Regions from separate parts of the Homo sapiens genome. Here region 2 is linked to region 1. Evidence: chromatin loops called from intact Hi-C (ENCODE). Cell type or tissue: GM12878. All regions are shown on one strand.

The links. A loop is a pair of places that touch in the nucleus more often than their neighbours do. Peaks named below come from ENCODE experiments on the same cell type or tissue, not always from the same donor. Only the 100,000 strongest peaks of a DNase experiment are listed, where the experiment ranks them.
Region 2: it touches region 1 in a loop (3.0-fold over the local background); 2 of 110 quality-filtered maps call a loop at or near these places.

Annotation. Positions count from the first base shown.
Region 1 is chr10:90,050,745-90,053,244 of GRCh38, forward strand. No RefSeq gene overlaps it. Among named protein-coding and RNA genes, the nearest start is that of LINC01375, 95 kb to the left of the region's middle. RefSeq lists an enhancer at 780-829. In GM12878, no CTCF peak of the experiment used is centred here; DNase peaks (open chromatin) are centred at 455, 947 and 1,837; H3K27ac peaks cover 1,650 bases.
Region 2 is chr10:89,652,402-89,654,901 of GRCh38, forward strand. No RefSeq gene overlaps it. Among named protein-coding and RNA genes, the nearest start is that of PANK1, 8.4 kb to the left of the region's middle. In GM12878, no CTCF peak of the experiment used is centred here; DNase peaks (open chromatin) are centred at 92 and 1,080; H3K27ac peaks cover 1,268 bases.

The sequences.
Region 1 (2,500 bases):
GTCATTTATGAGTTTCTATTTTGGTTAGGAAACATTGCTGAAGAGCTAGTGTAATCCTTTGGTGGTGTCACTACATTCAGATTTTTCATGTTGTCAGAATTCTTGTGGTGGTTTCTTCTCATCCGGAGATGCTGGTATTGCTAATTTTTTGTAATTATTTTCATGTGAGTAGAATTTTTTTCTTTTTCTTTCTTTCCCTATAACATGATTTTTTTTTCCCTTTTATTCCCCTAGTCCTCCCTCCTTGGGGTGTGTGATTGTACAGAATGTTGGGTAGGGTTGTTTGGCTTTACTTCTATAACTCTATGCATTTCTTTCAGCAGATTTTATATTGGGATGTGTGGTTCAATCTACAAGGCAATACATAGCACTTATGGGTAAGAACCAGCTGTGGCCAATGTGTCTGTGTACATACTTGACTCTTGTTTACTAGGAGAAGCTCTCATTACCTCAGGCAATGGGCTGATCTGTGGAGTGCACAGTAGTCTGAGATCCCTGCTCAGCCTTGGGAAAACATGGGAACATCATCAGCAGGTCCAGACTGGGCAGACCTATTTATAGGTCCCCCAATGGCAGACATGTGCACCAGTGCTGAGGAAGAATCAAGTGGGTGACCACCAAGTACTCAGAGGTGTGCCCAGATGTGGAGCTGAGAAACCTCCTCAGCTCCAAGTTATCTGCATGGGTATGGGGGTGGCCTAAACCCCTAATCCAGGAGAGTGGGTGCTTCAGGTGCCTGGAGACCTGCCTGGCTGTGCAGATGGCCCTGCTACACCACAATCCCTGCCCAGGAAGGGTAGGGCAGCTCAGGCTGGTAACAGATGCTCTGACTGCTGGAAAATATGCCTGGATGTGGAGAAGAGAGGGCCATGTTTCACCATGGTCTCTGCACAGGAGGGGTGAGCTGGCTCAGGCTTCTGTTTCAGGTGAGTGGGTGTTCTGAGTGCCTGGAGATCTGCCTGGGCATGAAGTGGAGAGGCCCTGCTTTACCACAATCTCTGCACAGGAAGGGTGGGGAAGCTCAGGCTGCTATTCTGGGTAAGTGGGTGCTTGGATTCCTTGGAGATGTGCCTAGGCATCAAACAGAGAAAGCCCTGCTGCACCACAATCTTTTTTATCAGCTGAATGCTGTCACGGGGCTGTTTGCCTCCCTGGGATCTGTGATAGCCTTCAGGATTCTGGTAGATTCCCGTTTTCTGAATTAAAGCTCAGAGAGTTGATCTTTATGCACTATCTTGCTATTTTCAAGTGGCTGAGGCATATTAAAAGCTTCTAGTCTGTCATCTTGCAAAAAAAAAGGGAAATATCTATGTGAATTTTCTTTTACTTATCTATTTTCTGTAATTTATTTCCTTTCGTTGCTATAGATTGTATTTACTTCCTCTTGTGTTTGTGTTTGTTTTGTATTTCTTGTAATTTGATCTTAATCTGAAATATATTTTTAATACTCTTGAAAATTTCAGTAATTATCCTTTACCTTATTCCTGTTGTCTAGAGATGTCATTTTTGAACTATTCTCTTTCTGATTTTTGCTGATTTTTAAAGATTCAATTATTTTCTTTATTTTAGCTCATTAAAAAATAGGTAAGAGGTTTTCATCTGCTTTAAAGTCATACTTATTGTTGGTATGTTCTTATTGCCTTGTGAAACATTATGAGATTTTCAACTTTTTATGCCTTTTAATAACTTCATAAAGTGTTCGATCATATCCCTTTTTCTTTTTCATGTTTGAATGGAATGGGTTTTCCTGGGCTACTATGAGAAGGTTCCTCTGGGAGGGGTAAGAGGTCAGGGTGGTTTTCACAGCTTCATATTGAGGATTCTCTCCTCTCTTATTAGCTTGAAAGACTCAATTCATGACTCTCTGTAGCCACTTCTTAGTCTCTTAACATTACGTCTGATTCAGATAATTGTTCTGCCTCAGCCTGTGCTGTTTGTCCCTAACACTATATTCTCTGCGATGTGACTTTGAGACTTTCTAGGATCTGTGTTCTCTGGGCTTCTACCCCTCTGAGGAAGCCTTCTCTCTTTTTTAGTCCCCAGTGTTCTGATCCTGCTCAGTTAGGCTGCTGTTTACTGTCATCTTTCCTTAGGCTAGAGCCCTGTCTTTTGGATGGGAATATTTTATGGATATTTCTGAATTTCTTAAGAGCTTAATCTAGGAAAAAACCACTGATTTCATTACATATCCAAATAATAAATACCTTTTTTCAGTCACTTCCAAATTGAAGCCTCTGAGAATGTTTTCCAGTTTTGCTAATCAGTCTCAGATCCTTCAACCCAGGGCTCTACCTAAAGAGGTGTTCTCCACTTTTGAGAAGAAATAATTGTGTAGTTTTTTCCATTTCTGCATCTATCCTGATGACCTCGGTTGTCCCTTTTAATTTCATGCCACTCACGACCCTCAAATCTTGAATTTGTGTAGCTCCTACTGCACTTGGTGTTCTGGATACCCTCAGTCATATTCTGGGGTTCACAAAGTGCCCCATCACCAGGTGGT
Region 2 (2,500 bases), 400 kb before region 1:
CATACTTTCTGTAGGTGCCCCTGGCAGTCAGAGGTTACCACAAACAAAAAGTACTTTGGTGAGTAGTGTTATAGTGAGATTCTGATAACTCATTCATCAGAGCCTCTCACTTAAGTACGAAGATAAGTACCAGAGTTACAATCTTGAGCAAAAGCAAAGTCCCTGTCTTCATCTGTGTTACAGAAAAGACAGGCCTTAAGCACACACTCACCAAAAAAGCAAAGACATTAGTGCATACTTCAAAATGCATAAAATATAAGACCCCCTAGTGCCATGAGAGTACATACCAGGCTGACCTGGCCTAAATATAAGTTTCATCAGAGGAAGTGGTATTTAAACTGAGTTCTGAATATTGAATAGAAGTTAATTAAGGTTGGAGTAGATGTAGAAGAGGTATTCACAGTGTATCTCATATCATAAATATGGTAGGTAATTCATAAATACTTGTTGATTGAAAGAATGAATTGAACCTATCCCCCCAGTAGGGCAAATCAAGTGTAAGGAAAATTATTCACTGGAACAAACCATTGGAGAAAGTTTAGGCCAGTTTGTCTAATCATCAGTCTTTCACAATAATTTGTTACAGACCAGAGGCTCCCCATGTAATAAAAATTAACATGGAGCCAAGCAGATTCCTCAGACAAGGCTTTTATCTGGTGTTTGTGCTTGAGTGCAAGGGAGACAGCAGAGGCACAAGGACCTTCTGGTGACTCTCTGAAAAAGAGCTGGTAGGGATTTTTTATGAGACAAAGTGCTGGAATTGACAATAGGGGTAAGATATGCAGGCTGGGCTGGACAAAGCATGTGAGGGGTAGGGTATGTAGCATAGCGCGTTGCTATGTTTTTCTTGAGTAATGGGCCAACTGGTTATCTGGGAGCAGCAAAGAGGGTTTAAATCAGATTTTCGGCATTCCTTCCCAGGTAGGACACTCTGCAACCTTGGTTTGATTTTGGATCCCCCAAAGCCAGTTTCTGAAATTCTGTAAGTAAAAGACATGGTTAAACATTATGAGAGCAAAGAAGAATGGCTGTGTTCTTTGTGTGACTAAAGCCTTGGAGTTAGCAGGTATAGCATCAGTGAGGTAGTGGTGTGGGTTTTGTGGTCAGTGGGAATGTATGAAAGAATGCTCTACTGGGGGCAAGCTGAAGCCAAGCCCAGTTCTTGCGCTTTCTCAAATTGACCACATGAGAGTAATCCCTTTCTCTTTACGATTCTTTCTCTCTCGTGATGGAGTACTTTCTTCAAACACATACCCAAGATACTCTTGTTGTCTATTTTTTTTTTTCGTTTTATTTTGGTCAACAAAGAGGGGAAAATATAGCATCAGCAGCTGCCACTACCAGTAATAACTGTGTGTGCAGGAGTGAAACGCACCCCACGTGAATAAACTTCCTGTTAGGCACTAATATTTTTTGAGCACCTACTAATTATGATATGGAGGGGGATGGTGCATGGCTGCCTAGAAATTTGATAGGCTGTAATCAGAATGACCCCAAGTATTGGACATAATTTCAAGAATGGAGCTGAGTTTAGCAAAATTATAACAGTCATATTATCTAACATGTATTAAATCCTCATGTGCCATATACTGTCCTAAGCACACTATAAATATCATTTTTTTAAAATAAGTATCACAATAGCCATGTGAATTGGGTACTATTATTATCCTCATATTCCAGATTAGGGAACTGGAGCTTATAGAGGCTCATTAGCTTATCCAAGTTCACACAGTGGATAATAGTGTCACTGACATTTGAACACAGGTCTGGATGGCTCCAGAACTTACTGTGGTATAAAACAAAATATATTTGGTCTTTGTCCCAATTCCTGTCAGAGATCCTGAAACACTCAAAATTTCCCGGAGTGTGGGGAAAAAAAGGAGTGTTTTGTTATTCATAATGGCCTCTTTTTATCATACCTGACTTTATGCTAATAAGTTGACTTGTGGTGGGCCCCCTGTGATAGACTCAGGATAGGGCCAGACATCAGAAAAATCAAGTGATTAGGGAATTAGAGGGTTGGAAATTTCAGCCTCACCCACCAACCTCCAGGAAAGGGGTGGGGGCTAGAGATTAAGCTCTCTAGAACTCTTGAATAATGCAATTTAATGAACTCCCAGGTTGCTGAACACATAAAGGTGCTGGGAGGGTAGTCGCCCATCCATGCCTTGCTCTATGTATGTATTAGTTCATTCTTGCATTGCTATAAGGAAACACTTGAGACTGGGTAATTTATAAAGGAAAGAGTTTTAATTGGTTCATGGTTCTGCAGGCTTTACAGGAAGCATGGTGCTGGCATCTGCTCGGCATCTGGGGAGGCCTGAGGAAGCTTTCAATCATGGCAGAAGGTGAAGGGGGCTCAGGCACATCATGGCAACAGCAGGAGCAAGCAGGAGAGAGAGAATTGGGAGGGAGGTGCTACAAACTTTTAAATGACCAGATCTCACGAGAACTCACTGTCATGAAGACAGCACTAAACCATGAGGGATCCGCCCCCAGG